Linked DNA regions of Homo sapiens: regions 1, 2, 3, 4 and 6 are each linked to region 5. Evidence: chromatin contacts called from ENCODE Hi-C or POLR2A ChIA-PET data. All regions are on one chromosome and are shown on one strand. The core of a region is the stretch at or near the end of the contact, and the rest is flanking DNA. Distances in the headings are between cores, read along the strand shown.

Evidence for each region. A loop is a pair of places that touch in the nucleus more often than their neighbours do. ChIA-PET counts read pairs that join two places held with the same protein, here RNA polymerase II (POLR2A). Pooled maps may share reads with other maps.
Region 1: a map with no recorded cell type shows a loop between it and region 5 (8-fold over the local background). The contact joins the enhancer-like site here to the promoter of POLI in region 5. A Hi-C loop is called at or near these places in 5 of 37 single-sample maps with no recorded cell type and 7 of 50 pooled maps.
Region 2: a loop to region 5 is called in a map with no recorded cell type, with 7 times the contacts of the local background. The contact joins the enhancer-like site here to the promoter of POLI in region 5. A Hi-C loop is called at or near these places in 1 of 168 maps with a recorded cell type or tissue (GM12878), 2 of 37 single-sample maps with no recorded cell type and 2 of 50 pooled maps.
Region 3: a map with no recorded cell type shows a loop between it and region 5 (6-fold over the local background). The contact joins the enhancer-like site here to the promoter of POLI in region 5. A Hi-C loop is called at or near these places in 3 of 37 single-sample maps with no recorded cell type and 3 of 50 pooled maps.
Region 4: a loop to region 5 is called in a pooled map, with 9 times the contacts of the local background. The contact joins the promoter of NARS1 here to the promoter of POLI in region 5. A Hi-C loop is called at or near these places in 1 of 168 maps with a recorded cell type or tissue (B cell) and 9 of 50 pooled maps. POLR2A ChIA-PET finds 5 or more read pairs at or near these places in 1 of 52 experiments (HepG2).
Region 6: a loop to region 5 is called in a pooled map, with 2.4 times the contacts of the local background. The contact joins the enhancer-like site here to the promoter of POLI in region 5. A Hi-C loop is called at or near these places in 2 of 37 single-sample maps with no recorded cell type and 6 of 50 pooled maps.

What each region holds. Positions count from the first base shown.
Region 1 is chr18:57,832,221-57,834,920 of GRCh38, reverse strand. No RefSeq gene overlaps it. Among named protein-coding and RNA genes, the nearest start is that of ATP8B1, 30 kb to the right of the region's middle. RefSeq lists enhancers at 1,053-1,102, 1,143-1,232, 1,273-1,472 and a silencer at 1,850-2,144. Within about 2 kb of position 1,385, at least 6 of the 41 ENCODE cell types and tissues checked have a DNase peak (open chromatin) inside an H3K27ac peak, as active enhancers do.
Region 2 is chr18:58,963,094-58,965,796 of GRCh38, reverse strand. All of the region lies in intron 7 of ZNF532 (zinc finger protein 532), which reads right to left. Among named protein-coding and RNA genes, the nearest start is that of ZNF532, 100 kb to the right of the region's middle. Within about 2 kb of position 1,421, at least 4 of the 41 ENCODE cell types and tissues checked have a DNase peak (open chromatin) inside an H3K27ac peak, as active enhancers do; they include GM12878, where a contact is called at or near this core.
Region 3 is chr18:50,311,604-50,314,303 of GRCh38, reverse strand. No RefSeq gene overlaps it. Among named protein-coding and RNA genes, the nearest start is that of CXXC1, 25 kb to the right of the region's middle. Within about 2 kb of position 1,448, at least 3 of the 41 ENCODE cell types and tissues checked have a DNase peak (open chromatin) inside an H3K27ac peak, as active enhancers do.
Region 4 is chr18:57,620,448-57,623,147 of GRCh38, reverse strand. NARS1 (asparaginyl-tRNA synthetase 1) reads left to right here and starts at 1,312. Exons shown (of 14, transcript NM_004539.4): 1 at 1,312-1,440; 2 at 2,497-2,579. The coding sequence starts at 1,431. RefSeq lists enhancers at 1,039-1,378, 759-1,463.
Region 5 is chr18:54,268,221-54,270,920 of GRCh38, reverse strand. It overlaps POLI (DNA polymerase iota), which reads right to left and starts at 1,404. Exons shown (of 10, transcript NM_007195.3): 1 at 1,260-1,404. The coding sequence starts at 1,374. It overlaps LOC124904307 (a long non-coding RNA gene), which reads left to right and starts at 1,016. Exons shown (of 2, transcript XR_007066379.1): 1 at 1,016-1,095. RefSeq lists enhancers at 923-972, 1,503-1,632, 1,893-2,042 and a silencer at 1,043-1,292.
Region 6 is chr18:58,534,089-58,536,788 of GRCh38, reverse strand. ALPK2 (alpha kinase 2) reads left to right here. Exons shown (of 13, transcript NM_052947.4): 5 at 1-1,955. Among named protein-coding and RNA genes, the nearest start is that of ALPK2-AS1, 22 kb to the left of the region's middle. RefSeq lists enhancers at 230-289, 850-1,049, 1,110-1,329, 248-1,447, 1,440-1,489 and 1 more. Within about 2 kb of position 1,373, at least 3 of the 41 ENCODE cell types and tissues checked have a DNase peak (open chromatin) inside an H3K27ac peak, as active enhancers do.

The DNA of each region.
Region 1 (2,700 bases), core at 136-2,635, 3.6 Mb before region 5:
CAGATCACCAGGACCACACAGTAGGAACAGAGGCCCCCCTTCCCTTGTGCTGCCCAAGTTCCTAGAGGGATCTGAATGAAGCAACTGTTTAACTAATGCAACCATGTTTAAAGTTCCCAAGGGATCCACACTCTTTAAATGATGCATAAATTGAGTCATTTTGTAAAATACAGTACCTTGATTTATTTGCTTAGTAGCTTTTAGTTTGTCTACTAGGTTTCTCTAAAGAAGAATACAAATGTATTTAGGCATAAATTGTTTTCAATCATTTTCTTGGTGTCTACATTACCCTCCATGTAATATATTAGGGGTTCCTAAGCCACAAATGGTATGATTGAAGGTATAAAAACTTGAAGCTCATTGCAACCTTAAACTCCTGGGCTCAAGCAATCCTCCTGCCTCAGCCTCCCAAGCAGCTGGGACTACAGGTGGGTGTCACCATGCCCAGCTAATTTTTAAAATTTTTTGTAGGAGGCCTTGCTATGTTGCTCAGGCTGGTCTTGAACTCCTGGCCTCAAGTGATCCTCCCACCTTGACCTCCCAAAGTGCTGGGATTACAGGCATGAGCCACCGTGCCCAGCCCCCATCTCTTTTTAATACACTAGAATTATGAAATGACAGCAGAAAGAATTCACCTTCTAGTTAGCAGTTGGATCAAACAAGTAAAATAATTTGAAGATGAGCAAAAGGAACCTTGTTATTTTTGACTTAAATGTTCTTGAGAACAAAAATGATGATGCCAGGCTTCAGAAGATGGCCCCTTAAGGGTTTAATGGTTGAAAATCATCCTCACTTTCCTACCCCTTTCAACACACACACACACACACACACACACACACACGCACGCAGTGTTGGGCTCAGTGACACCACATAACAATAGCAACAGGCTTAAGGACAGTGCAAGCACAGGTGCATCAGGCTACTGTCGGGAGAAGGGAAACTAGAATATGCACCGAGAATAAAAAATGGCTTGGGTGAGTCATCAAACAACCCTGTCAAAAAGCAGGATGTCTGATTTCACAGCCTCCATTGCTCCCTCCAACACCACATGGAACATGAACTCCAAACTGATAAAGTCTCAGGCAGGTCAATCACCTTCTACTCAGCCCCAGTGTGAAAGAGGAGGGACTCATATGGAAAAGCCTGCTCTAAACACAGGCTTATCTGTGTTGCAAGATGATGAAACATTACAGACTTAGGGAATTCATTCTCAGGTGAGAATTCAGTAACTGGCACTGGGGGTTGTAAAATATACTGGCCATGAGTCCCTTAGGTAGTCGAAGGATAAGACGACCAAAGTCTAACCTGAGCCGATGTTACTGACGTGAGTGTCAGTACATGCATCTGAATCTTACTCTGTCAATTTTCAAGAAAGGAAATGAAAGTAAAAGCATTTGTCACTTGAGGAATTTCTCTGTATGCATGATTATCATTTGTTGCATTTCTCACATATTTAAAGTTGCTTTTGAGCCAAGCTATGAAGTGAGTAAAACTTGACTTTTGTTTCTTGATTCCTTATTTTCTCGCCTCATATTTTTTTTTCTTTTGACAGTTAAATTAGTTAGGATACTAGTTTCACTCCTACTACAGAGAGAGTGGCCCCAAATAATACTGATTTAAGTGAGATGAAGGTTTATTTCTCTGACACAAAAAAGTCCAAGCTAGTATGCCGCTACCAGTCATACCAGGAATAGTTTTAGGGACTCAAATGCTTACCTAGTTACTTTGCAATCTGCAACATATGCTTTTTTCATCTTCTCTTGGTGCAACATGGCTGCTCCTGATCCTGCCAATTCATCTGTATTCCCTCCTGCAGAAAGAAAAGAACGGGCACGGGGCATGACTTGAAAGTTGCATGTATCACTTCTGCTCAAGCTCCATTGGCCAGAATGTAGTCCTACACCCACACCAAACTGCAAGGGAGAGATATTTTAAAGCACAGAGTGGTGATTTGGGTTCAGAATGAAGACCCTGAGTGATTTGGAAAAGGCTACATCTGTTCACTATGTGATAAGTTGGTGATTAATTCAAGGCTATACTGAGGAGGAGAGCCAGGAGGCCTGAGTGCACCAAAAAGATGCTGACAGATTCAGTGGTGATAGGAAGTGACCTAGGGCCTGGAGAGAAACTAGGGGACTCCCAGGAAAGCTGGCTTGTGGTGATATAGGAGGTAAAAAGGAATTACTTAGGGAGATAGCAAGGGCATGGGAGTCCTTGGTAGGGCTTTCCTTTTAATGAAAAGCAGCCCCAAATAATTTTCTAACAAAGAGCAGCTGATAAAAGTTGAGCTGCAGACATAGACAAGCAAGCTGGCAGCTTGCTGCACAGATGAATGCCAGCAGGAACTAAGGACTAGACCTTTTCAAGATGGTGGCTCCATCTTGCCTTCTCTGCCAGCCACGTGTACGGTAAGAAGCAGATAATATGGCCCCCATCAACTGGAAAGTCCATTTGCATAAGAAGATTAGGGTAGGGCGACAAGCCTTCCCAGAGAGCTTTGTAAATGTCATACATGATGGAACCAATCTGTGAGGCCTAGTAAATCAGACAACACCTCCTCAAACTGGACTATAAAACTCGGTGCGTTCTCCACCAGCTGGTCCTTTCTGCTCAGAGACTCCTTCTGAGAGGTGAAGCCAGCTGGACTTCCTGGGTCGAGTGGGGACTTGGAGAACTTTTCTGTCTTAGAAGAGGATTGTA
Region 2 (2,703 bases), core at 172-2,671, 4.7 Mb before region 5:
GCCACTCTAAAACATTTCATAATTCTGCAGGAAGATTTGCCCAATTAATTAACGACACCATGATGCTGTTAACAGCAACTGCAAGTAATTCCAGAAAGCATCAGACCCCAGCTAAGGAATATAAAACCAGGACATTCACAGTCTTCCAAAACTACACACACGTCCAGTTAATGATGGCATAACCAACTTTAACCAAGATTGAACACCTAAATGAAATGAAAATGACTACATCAAAAGCAGAAGTAAAAACTGGATGGAAAGACATATCTGCTAACTGTCCCACATCTATATTGAAAGATTCAAGGAGACTAAAATTAAGCAGCTTTTGAAATGTCAGCTTTCATTCTGTGCAAACTGCAGAGTCTGGGCTAGAAACCTGCCTCTGGCAGGCTGCAAAACCCTGGGGTAAGTTATTGAACCTTTCTCAGGCTTCATTTCCTCACCTAAAAGTGGGATTCGTAACTGTCTCCCCTCAGGAGCCTGCTGCAATGAGATAGTAAGTAGGGTAAGCCCTCAGACAGTGTTAGCCCCAGTATCCTTAACACCCCGCCTTCCAATTTAGCCACAAGCTACCAAAATCACCAATAGTTCAATATGTACTTTAATATGCTCTGAACCAAAAATTTTCAACATCCTTTTTACAACACATTTATAGCCTTACATTAAAAAAAGTTCTTATTAAATCAAGTGGAGGACTTCAGAAAACTACATATAGTAAACCATACTAATAAAATATCAAATAAACTAATAAAATATAAATTATAATAAAAGTTAGTATTAAAAATTATAGATTTATATAGTATAAGAAATATGTATTATATATGATCTATAGTATATAAATATATAAGAAATATATGAAGTAAAAATATTTAGAATATAATAAAATTATAGGCCAGGTGTGATGGCGCACATCTGTAATCCTGGCACTTTGGGAGGCCAAGGCTGGAGGATCACTTGAGGCCAGGAGTTTGAGACAAGCCTGGGCAACAAAGACAACTCCCTCTACCCCGAACTCCCTACAAAAAAATGAAAATCAATAAAAATTAGCCAGGCATGGTGGTGTTCACCTGTAGTCCCTGCTACTCAGGAGGCTGAGGCTGGCAGATTGCTCGTGACCAAGAGTGTGAGGTAGCACTGAGCTATGATCACGCCACTGCACTCCAGCCTGAGCGACAGAGCGAGACTCTGTCTAAAAAAAAAAAGAAAAACTGTGTATACACACACACACACACACACACACACACACACACACACACACACAAACAAAATATCAATTCCAGTGGCCAAAACTAATGAAAAATAAGTTTCATAAAGCCAGCAGTGATATACATTTCTAGCATGAATATACAAACTCTTAATGTGCCTTTTAATCACATCTGACACAAATGCAGAATCAAGTGAGAAGCCATCACTCTCTAACAGTCAACCAGAGATAGAAGAGAACATGCAACTGATTTAAAGATATTTCTCCTAAAACCTTGAGATCACAAATAAGTTCTAAGCCAAAAAAGATAGGAGAAACTGGTTTTTTAAAAAATTTTTTACCTGTTGCTAGGGTAACAGGATTTTGGCAGGAAGTCAAAGTCGCCATAGCTAAAAGATGAGTTTTAAAAGGATAAAAATCTATTATATCCCTACATTTAGATTAAATAAGAGACTTTGTAGTAAGGCATGCCTAATGACAACAGGATGAACTCTAACAGTAAAAGAATGAAAATGAAACCATCTGGCAATGAACTATGCAAACTAGACAGTATTTCAGTATTTTTATCCCCTTAACTAATGGCCATCACCACAGTACAGCACGAAGACAGAAACAACATGGAGATGTAACGTTTTATTTCACAAAGTTATCTAAACAAGTTTCAGGGAGATTAAGGGGGGCAATTATGCCCTACCACACATTTCATACACATGGCTAGGTTCCAGGTTGTGTGGGTGAGCACCTTTTAAATTTTTTTTTTTTTTTTTTTTTGAGACAGGGTCTCACTCTGTTGCCCACACTGGAGTGCAGTGACACGACTGCGGCTCACTGCAGCCTCAAGCTCTGGGCTCTAGCAATCCTCCTGCCTCAGCCTCTGAAAGTGTTAGGATTACAGGCGTGAGCCACTGCACCCGGCCAAGTGGGCACTTTAAAAATTTATATACATACACACACACACACACACACACACACACACACACACACACACATTTTTTTCTTTTAAATACTGTGCAAGTGAGAGTCTCTGTAAAGCTCCTCAGTCAATCTGATTCTAAGCATGGTGGTCCCAAACTAGGAAATGCAAGCTGATTGCCTTGCCATTCTTTTCAAAAGTAACAACAGCACACCTGCCTCAGTGGCTGTGGTCATCTCTCCACACTCTGATCCTTTCATTCTCCCACTTTCCTTCACTGCCACTGCTGTCTTTCACCTACATCTCTGAGTGAACTGAAAGTGAATTTCAGAATGGGAAAGGCTACAAAATAGCAAGTATTCAAATCACCTATCACCTGCACCCTGTATGGAAAATGCAGATGAAATCTATGGACTTTTCTTAAAGGCTTTAGGAACAGAAACATTAAGACATCCTAAAATCATTTATAATCAGGCTTTAAATTATATTGAACAGACTTACTAATGCTGTAAATCCAACATCCAGAGAGTTGTGTCCCCTGCCTTCACCACCAAGAGTGAACGTTGGGTGGAGTCTTTAAACAAAT
Region 3 (2,700 bases), core at 199-2,698, 4.0 Mb after region 5:
ATTGAGAACAGCTGTATGGGAGAGGGCCATCTGAGAGGAGCTGTGAAATTTGCTAGGGTACTTGGTAACCCATAGAGAATCGACAGGGAAAGATCTGGGACAGTAAGCACCCTCCCTCATTCACTTCCCAGGACAGCAACCACCCTCCCTCATTCACCTCCCAGTCTCTAGGTCTCCTGGTGATCCTCCCCAGTGATTAAACCAGCTGTAAGCCAAAAGTCAAAGGCTACTCATGAAACAGTCCACAAAGGTCAGCCCTCTGAGGCAGAGAGTACGGTGGCAAAAGGTAAACAGTGCATTTGTTGGACAAAAATGAAAGACAAAATTGTTAGACAAAATTATCTGCATATACTTTCTACCTACCATTCCCATTTTGGTAGAATAATTTTTACAACACAGACATAGTTACACACACACAAACAATTGTAACTGAGTACTATATATAGGTTACATAATTATATTTATAATATAAAGCTATTGTAATATAAAACAGTTGTAATACAAATCTGATTATAACATAAATAGACTTTGCTATTTTGAATAGTACTGCAATAAACATAGGAGTACAGGTGTCTTTTTGATAGAATGATTTCTTTTCCTTTGAGTAGATGCCCAGTAGTGGGACTGCTGGGTCAAATGGTAGTTCTATTTTTAGTTCTTGGTAAAATGTCCAATGTGTGGTAAGTAAATACACCAAGACACAAAGAATTGCAGCAGAGAAAGAGGTTTAATCACAAGGCAGCCAAACAAGGAGACTGGAGGAAACCTCAAATCCACCTCCTCAAGGAGTTTAGGATCTAGGGATTTTAAGGGGTTTGGATGGTTAGTGGGCCAAGGTATAAGGATCACTGATTGGTTGAAGAATGAAGGGTGACGTCATGGAACTAAAGAAATTGCATTCTTGCATTGAGTCAGTTCTCCTTTTGGTGTCTTCAGACTGGTGGGCATGAGCTGTCCTGCTAGAATTCAGGATCTGGGCCAGGCATGGTGGCTCATGCCACCATGACAGAGATTCATCCCAGCACTTTTGGAGGCCAAGGCAAGAGGATCTCTTGAAGCCAAGAGTTCAAGAGCAGCCTGGGCAACAGAACAAGATTCTGTTCCTACAAAAATAAAATAAAGTTAGTTGGGTGCGGTGGTAAGCACCTATAGTCCCAGCTACTTGGGAGGCTGAGGTGGAAAGATCACTTGAGCCCAGAAGTTTAGAGGCTGCAGTGAACTGTGATCATGCCACTGTACTCCAGCCTGAGTGACAGAGCAACATCTTGTCTCTAAAAATAATAATAATACAATTTTTAAAAAAGAATTCAGAATCTGAAAATCATCTTGAATGGAAAGTTTCAGACTTCTAATGCTAAAGATGCTATCTATAGGAACAATGAGGAAGTTCATGGTCTGTGTTCTGGCCTACGTGACTTTCGGTTAGTTAGCAATTACAGCGAAGTGGGCCAAAGTGTAGCCTGATTAATGCTTGACTGCCCTTCAGCCCAAAACCTGGCATGTTATTATGAGGATGGTTTCAAGAAGACAGAATGAGAGAGGAAAAACTAAAATGTAAGAATAAAATAAAGCAACTGAGAGAATACTAACGTGAGAATATTAAAAAGAATTTGGAAATGCCAATTTACAGAAATAACAGCCTTAAGAGTGGATACACATCAGTCATACCCTTATATGTTGGTAAAAATATGCATCAGTATATAATACAATGTGTAGAAAAGAACTAGCAAAGCAGACCTGAGACTGCTATTCTTAGAAAGGCCTGCTTGCAAAGTTGGCCCTTGGCTGACATCTGGGAACTTAACTGGTAAACAGGTACCTACACTGATATAAAACTTTCCCTTGGTCGGGCACAGTGGTTCATGCCTGTAATCCTATAACCTTGGGAGGCTGAGGCAGGAGGATTGCTTGACGTCAGAAGTTCAGAAGTTCTAGGCAATATAGCAACACTCCGTCTCTACAAAAATATTTTATAAATTGGTCAGGTGTGGTGGCACACATCTGTAGTCCTAGCTACTATGAGGCTGAGACAGGAGGATTGCTTGAGCCTGGGAGTTTAACGCTGCAGTGAGTTCTGATCAAACCCCTACACTCCAGCCTGGGTGACAGAGCAGGACCCTGCCTCTAAAAAAGTAAAATAAAATAAAACACTTTCCCTAAATGATAAGGGTGGCTCACTGTGCCTAGACTGTGTGGACAGTATGGTTTATGCTGAACAACTGCTTTCCATCTGGGTATCTGGAATCATGGTACATGGTAGGCAGGGAATGCCTATATGTCCAGCTCCCAGTAAAAGCCTTAGGGACAGTCTCTAATGACACCCCGATAACATATCACACATTGTCACACTCATTGCTAGAGGAAGTATGTCTTGTGCAACTCCACTGGGAGAGAACTCTTGGAAACTTGTGCCTGTGGTCCTTTGGACTTTGCCTCATGTGCCTTTTACCTTTGCTCATTTTGCCTTGTATCTTTTCATTGCAGCAAATCTTAGCCATGATTATGACTATGTGCTAAGTCATGTGTGCCCTTCTGGCAAATCATCAAAACTGGAGCTGGCCTTAGGAAGCCGCAACACATGCAGATATTGATTTTGTCTGTGCTCTAGAGTTCTGTGTTCAACCTCAAGTTAGCATGGAGGAACCAAAGTGCGATTTTGTAATTGAATTCTAGATATTAGCTTCAGTCTTACCCCTGGCA
Region 4 (2,700 bases), core at 63-2,562, 3.4 Mb before region 5:
ACAGAGAAGACCCAGTCTCCAAAAAAAAAAAAAGCCCACCAAAAAAGTAAAAAAAAGTTGAAAATGATGACAGACCCTTTATTAGCACCTCTTACATGCCCGGGCAGTGAATTTATATCATCTTTCACAAATAGAAAAACTGAAGCTCATTCAGATTAGGTAATTTATCTGAAGACACAGATAAACCCCTCTCAGCGCCTGACTCTCGGCGCAATCGGGATGTTTCGCAGCGGGGCAGGGGCAGGGGCCGGAGCCACCGCCATCGCAGCCCGGGGAACAACGGACTCGGGGAAGCCCGGCCTGGCCCTTCAAGTCCCGGGCCCAGCAAGGGCCAGGACCCTCCCTCCCTCCCTGCAATCGGTCCCAACTCGCTGAATGAAGCTCATTCAGTTTAGGTAATTTATCTGAAGACACACGGTTAGTAAAAGGCAGAACCCAGGTTTGTATTCCGAAGCCCTCGTTCTTTCCACCACATTATTATGGCCTTCCTAACGGTAATCCTTACAATTTTAAATGAACATATACCATAGCTCCTCTCCTGAACACCGAGGGACGCTGGCTCACGGAGTTTAGAAAGTTAACGCATCTGGCCGGGCGCGATGGCTCACGCCTGTAATCCCAGCACTTTGGGAGGCCGAGGTGGGCGGATCACAAGGTCAGGAGTTCGAGACCAGCTTGACTAAGATGGTGAAACCCCGTCTTTACTAAAAATACAAAAATTAGCTGGGCATGGTGGCACAGGCCTGTAATCCCAGCTACTCGGGAGGCTGAGGCAGAAGAATCGCTTGAACCCGGGAGGTGGAGGGTGCGGTGAGCCGAGATCGCGCCACTGCACTCCAGCCTGGGTGACAGAGCGAGACTCCGTCTCAAAAAAAAAAAAAAAAAAAAGGAAGTTTACGCAACCCGCTGCGTCCCCTCCACCGCCGCGCACCCCGTCTCGCAGCTGGCGCGGTGTTTGCTGGTGACATGAACTCAACCAGCCTCCACCATCTGGGGATCGGGGCGACATCCTTGGTCTGGTTTGCAAGAGGACCCGCACGCCTCCAGCTGGGGCGGAATTGGAAGATTCAGAAAGGAAAGTTGGGGAGGCGGGGAAGGAAGGGTGCAAAAGTGACACTGTGCCAGGGTCTCCAGGGCCGCGGAGCTCCGGGACAGGCAGCGCCTTCCGAGCTGCACAAACGCGTGGGGCGGGGCGTCTCTGGATCCGGAAGTTGCCTCTGCCCTCACCAAAGATGGCGGCCCCGGCGCCGCTCGCCCACCTCTCGTAACCAATGGAACCGCGGCGCTCGGCCGATTCTCGCAGGCGCCCTCAGATCTACGCTCTCTGATGCAACGCCGGAATCGCGGAAACCGCCGGTGCACGTTGGAGTCATAAGACGGCGTCGGTGTTGCAGTCTGTGTCCTTGGAGGTGACCAGGGCCACTGCAGGCATGGTGCTAGGTGGGTGAGACTCAGTGTATGGCGCGGTGTTCCCTGCCTGGGGCAGGAACTCTGCTCCAGTCGGGTTTCGGCGCTTTCCTTAGTGCCTACCAGAGTGGGCGCCCCGCGAATGTTTGGGGACCGATTGCAGGGAGGGAGGGAGGGAGGGTGCTGGCCTTTGCTGGGCCCGGGACTTGAAGGGCCAGGCCGGGCTTCCCCGAGTCCGTCGTTCCCCCGGGCTGCGATGGCGGTGGCTCCGGGCCCTTCCCCTGCCCCGCTGCGAAACCTCCCGATTGCGCTGAGACTCAGGCGCTGGGACGGGTTCAGACACAGGGTAGCCCCTACTCCTGCAGTTCTTCAAAGTGATCGTCAGGAAGGGGCTTTAGGATTCTAGTTGTTTTTCTCCCACCCTCATTTTTTTATTGAGGTTTCCGGGGAGACCATACTGTGCAGTAGGAAAAAAAAAAAAAAAAAGAGAGAGACCTGGATGGATGTTAACTGTTCAGACCTACTAGTTGTGAGGCCTTCTGAAATTTTCTAACCTCAGAGCTTCTGTTTCCTTTAAAGTCCAGAGGGAGCTGGTGTTTATTTGCCATCTCTACAAAAACTGGCACTGGGATATCTGATTTGTATGTGTTATTTTATTTCATCCTCAGCACAGCCTTTCAAGATGGGGATTGTTTTTCCTATTTTATAGGTAAAGAAATAAGCTCAGAAAGGTTAAGTAAATTCTCCAGAGTCACCCTGCCTTTTAAGGTACAAAATCCAACATTCCAGCGTATGTCTGATCAACTTCAAAGCCCATATTTTATTTTTGGGTGCCCAATTAGATAGAATAAATATCACAAATTAAAATGATCAGAGTTCATTTTGAAAACCTGGATTATTAACTAATGTTTTTATGAGATGGATGTTATTGAAATGGAGTGGGGAAATAACTAGGATATTAATTACTTATGGACCTCAATTTTTATTAATCGATGCTTGTTCTGTTTACAAAGATAAGGAATGAATAAAGTAGTAAGGTGACTAATAGTTAATGGCCAGACCATAACTTACCCTCATTTTGTCAAACAGCAGAGCTGTACGTCTCTGACCGAGAGGGAAGCGATGCCACGGGAGATGGAACCAAGGAGAAACCATTTAAAACAGGTCTAAAGGTAGAGTCTCTTCTCATTAGGAAAATGAGACTGCATTTATTAATGAGTTATGTCAATTTTCTTGTGACTTGCCAAGAACTTAATTTCAAACACTAGGTTCCAAAGAGAATTTTCAGAAAAG
Region 5 (2,700 bases), core at 155-2,654:
AAAAGACAACCAGTGGGTACAAGTGTGGGCTATTTTTAGCTCCCATGGCAGCAGGATTATCTGGTTTAATGCTAAATCGCCAGTGCCTAAAACAGTGTCTAGGACATAACAGACCACCAATAAATATTCACTAAATTGAAAGACTGAATAGTTCTTTGATTTTAAAAAGTTGTTAGGTCATTATTTGTCGGGGAGGGAATGACAGAGGCGACTCCTTCTCTCAACACTGGCTAAAAACAAGACAGGCAAAATACAATACAATATTCTGGTTGGGATCCTGGAACAGAAAATGAACGTTAGCAGAAAAACTGGTAGAATATTAATAAAGCGTGTAGTTCAATTAATAGTATTATACCAATGTTAATTTCCTAGTTTTGACAAATGTACTGAGTTTATGTTAACACTAGGGGGATCTAGCTCTGCAACTTTCAGGTAAACCTAAAGTTCCAAAATTTAAAAGGCCAGGCACGATGGCTAACTACTGTAATCCCAATACTTTTCGAAGCTGAGGTGGAAGGATCGCTTGTGGCTGGAGTTTGAGACCAGCCTGGACAACACAGCTACACCTGATCTAAAAAAATCTGAAAATCAGCCAGGTGTGGTGGCACGTGCCTGCTGTCCCAGCTACTCGGGACGGAGAGGCTGGGGCGGAGGATCACTTGAGCCCAGGGGTTCGAGGCTGCAGGGAGACCTTGTCTCTAAATTAATGAATGAAACAAAACCAGCAGGAAATGAGAACCGGTGCCTTTACATCCAGGCCCTGAGGTGGGCGGTACAAGGTAAAGACCAGAGCTGGAAGTGGGTCACCGGAGACGTGACCACAGCGGACCTGACTCCGCCTAGGTTCTGAGCCATCCCTTCCTGCCAGGACTGAGATCCGGGTCCCACCTTCTGCCAAATGAGCGACAAGGTCCTCAACTTCTCCAAAGTTAAAAGGCCCAGAAGCCTCTGCAGTTTTCGTCGGGCTGGCTGAGGGATTCCCGCCCCACCTCGCCCCTCACAGAGGAAAGGACGGCGCAGATAAACCCTCGACACGTATTTGTAGTGTGGACGCGCCCCACCCTACTCCTGCTGGGTGAAGCCATTCCTCTAGAGGTACCCGCCGCGTAACACAAGGCAGAGGGAGGCAGCCCTCTCTTAGAGGAGCCGAGTGGGGCGGGGACGGTCGCGCCCCAGTGGCCGCCGCCCCGAGCGTCCGCCTGCCCCACCCTTCTCATTTACACCCAAGGAGGCCGCTGGCTCCTCTGGCTGCGGCGCACCCTGCGAGCTGGCTGCCGCCCCCACGTCCGCCAGTTCCATGGCCCAGGCCTCGGCGTCTTCCTCGTCGTCGTCGCCGCCGCCTTCCTCCTCCGGCTCCACCCCCAGCTTCTCCATCCCGCCGCTGCCAACCGCAGCGCTACTTCCGGCCGCTTCCGCCTGGTCTCCAGGGAAACCGGGGGACTACAGTCTCCAGTCGCTCTGTGCCTCTCGCCTGCGCAGTCGTGGCCGACCAGCCTGTTGCCCAGAGTGACACGCATGCCAAGGAATCGTGGAGGCCCACGTGCGGGAGTTTTTTCCCGCCGGGTGGAGGCCGGAAGCGGAGAGATTGAAAGCACAAATGGCTATTTTTTTTTTTTTTGAGACGGAGTTTCGTTCTTGTTGCTCAGGCTGGAGTGGGCAACAGTGACGCAATACCGGCTCACTGCAACCTCTGCCTCCCGGATTCAAGCGATTCTCCTGCCTCAGCCTCCCAAGTAGCTGGGATTAACAGGCATGCGCCATCACGCCCAGCTAATTTTTTTGTATTTAGTAGAGACGAGGTTTCACCATGTTGGTCAGGCTGGTTTCGAACTCCTGTCCTCAGGTGATCCACCCTCCTAGGCCTCCCAAAGTGTTGAGATCACAGGCATGAGCCACTGCGCCTGGCCTTTTTTTTTTTTTCTTGAAGGCTTTGGAGTTAGGCCCACATCACAAATTTTAGCGTTTTGTCTTTGTTCCATTCGGCTGTTAGCAAACTTGCAAATCCCTAGACCTGAGTGATTAATGTGATGGGGTGGGAAGGAGTGTAACTGATAGTAAAGACACAGGTGGCCTTGTAAACTCATATGATTAGCAACTATGTTAAGGTTTGCTGTGTTTTGTTTGTTGTTGTTTTATTTAAAGACACTGTGACGAATTCAACCACAGAATTTTTAACATCAAAACTGAATAGGATTTGATACATGAGTGTTGTAGTCAGACAAAATCTCCAATCCAGACCCTCCATCATGCTGTGTGACTTTGGGCAGGTTACATAACTGCTGTGAGCCTCAGTTGCTCTACTCTTAAAAAAAAAAAAAAGTATTGAGATTGAATGAATGGATAAAAGCTACCATATACTGTAATATCCTAATGTATATAAAACATGTGGCACATAGGAAGTGCTCAGTAAATGTCTATTCTCCTTGCCTTCTATTAGGATACCATGTGTGCATGTGTGTGTTGGTGTGTGTATGTGTATGTTTTACAATAGAGGAAATTTGGAAATTCCTCCATGCCTGTATGTATGTATATACACTATATCTGTATAAATACCCAAATTAACACATATGTTTGGTTTTTTATATGATTCTACTTCTTATCAAATAAAATATTAGAACCTTGAGAAACCCTTTAAAGCAGCCATTCCCAACCTTTTTGGCACCAGGGGCTGGTTTCATGGAAGACAATTTTTCCACAGAC
Region 6 (2,700 bases), core at 124-2,623, 4.3 Mb before region 5:
AAAGCAGGGGGTCCAGCAGCAGAGCCTGTCCCAGCAGGGTTCTCTTTCTGCACCTGATTTCCAACAAAGTTTGCCTACGACATCTGCTGCACAAGAGGAAAGAAACTTGGTGCCCACGGCCCACTCACCCGCAAGCTCTAGGGAAGGAGCAGGGCAGCGCTCAGGTTGGGGGACGAGGGTCTCCGTGGTGGCTGAAACTGCTGGGGAAGAAGACAGTCAGGCTCTGAGCAACGTTCCATCTCTCTCTGATATCCTTTTGGAAGAGTCTAAAGAATATAGACCTGGAAATTGGGAGGCAGGCAACAAGCTGAAGATTATAACTCTAGAGGCTTCCGCTTCTGAAATCTGGCCACCACGACAACTGACAAATTCTGAGAGCAAGGCATCAGACGGTGGTCTCATAATTCCTGACAAGGTCTGGGCTGTACCTGATAGTCTAAAGGCAGATGCTGTTGTGCCTGAATTGGCCCCCTCTGAAATAGCAGCATTGGCTCACAGTCCAGAGGATGCTGAGTCAGCCCTTGCTGATAGCAGAGAAAGCCATAAAGGCGAAGAGCCCACCATCAGTGTACATTGGAGAAGTCTTTCTTCCCGGGGTTTCAGCCAACCCAGACTCCTGGAGTCATCCGTGGACCCTGTAGATGAAAAGGAGTTATCTGTCACAGATTCACTGTCAGCGGCTTCTGAAACTGGAGGGAAGGAAAATGTTAACAATGTGAGTCAAGACCAGGAGGAAAAACAACTCAAGATGGATCACACTGCCTTCTTTAAAAAGTTTCTGACCTGCCCTAAAATCCTAGAGTCCTCTGTAGATCCCATTGATGAGATAAGTGTGATAGAGTACACCAGGGCTGGAAAACCAGAGCCCTCTGAAACCACACCACAGGGCGCCAGAGAAGGGGGTCAATCAAATGACGGAAACATGGGCCACGAAGCGGAAATCCAGCCGGCCATTTTGCAAGTTCCATGTCTCCAGGGAACCATTCTGAGTGAAAATAGAATCAGCAGAAGCCAAGAAGGCAGTATGAAGCAGGAGGCTGAACAAATTCAACCTGAGGAGGCAAAAACTGCCATTTGGCAAGTCCTGCAACCCAGCGAAGGCGGTGAAAGAATTCCAAGTGGATGTAGCATAGGCCAAATACAAGAAAGCAGTGATGGGAGCTTAGGGGAGGCTGAGCAAAGCAAAAAGGACAAAGCAGAATTGATTTCCCCCACTTCACCTCTTTCTAGTTGTCTTCCAATAATGACTCACGCTTCTCTTGGGGTTGACACGCACAACTCCACAGGCCAAATTCATGACGTCCCTGAAAATGACATAGTTGAGCCCAGAAAGCGTCAGTATGTGTTTCCTGTTTCACAGAAAAGGGGAACTATTGAGAATGAGCGTGGGAAACCTTTGCCCTCTTCTCCTGATCTTACCAGGTTCCCTTGTACTTCATCTCCTGAAGGAAATGTCACAGACTTTTTGATAAGCCACAAAATGGAGGAACCTAAAATAGAGGTGCTTCAAATTGGGGAAACCAAACCCCCAAGCTCATCTAGCTCCTCAGCGAAGACCTTGGCATTTATTTCAGGAGAACGTGAGTTAGAGAAAGCCCCTAAATTACTGCAGGATCCATGTCAAAAGGGCACCCTGGGCTGTGCGAAAAAGTCCAGGGAGAGAGAGAAGTCCCTGGAAGCCCGAGCAGGCAAATCGCCAGGGACCCTCACAGCAGTGACGGGGTCAGAGGAGGTCAAGAGGAAGCCAGAAGCCCCAGGCAGTGGACATTTAGCTGAGGGAGTAAAGAAGAAAATTTTGTCCAGGGTGGCAGCACTGAGGCTGAAACTGGAAGAAAAGGAAAATATCAGAAAGAACTCAGCCTTTCTTAAAAAGATGCCCAAACTCGAAACATCATTATCACACACAGAAGAGAAACAAGACCCAAAAAAGCCATCTTGCAAAAGAGAAGGAAGAGGTGAGGTTCTGTTGCTGTCCATCATTGTTAAAGTTTGGGCTTGTAGACCAGGTATCCAGTTCCTGTGTCCTCGAGGGTCCTTTGCAATTAAGGCCAGTGTCCCCCAGGTGGGCATTGATGCTATGGTTGTGGCCAAGTGGCTTCAGCATGTGGCATCAGAATCACCTGGAGGACTTGTTAAAACCCAGATTGCTCCCCTCCCCCAGTGTGTGAAATTTGCACTTCTAACAAGTTCCCAGGTGATCTATCGGGAGAACCACGATTGAGAACCACTGATAAAGGCCGCCTGTAGGCATGTCTGTTGGAGGGGAATGTGATGAAGGTGCTTTTCCGTTTCATTATCCTCTTTTACAAAATCTATTTAAAAATATAAACAGAAGCATTAATCAGTGTAGCTAATTAGTATAATGAAATAGACCATGCACTAAGCAGGATTTGTGGAAATGAATATTTTGGTACAAATTGGGATTCTCCTCTTTAATCACTGATTTTTCATTAAAAATAACTTCCTTGAACCTTGGTTTTTTCTTCCAAATTTGAGTGTAACATTTCTTTTCAACTCACCCTTCCCATTTATCTAAATCTAAAATCCTCTGAGGTCTCTGTTCTAGGTTTCAGACCACTCAAGCCTCAAAAGTCCTTGATCAACCTCTACCTATGATGCTGTTAAAAAAAAAAAAAAAGTCCTGAAATTGCAGTTAATTCTACTTTGTCTGAGGAATCATTTCAGTCCCAAATTCCATTT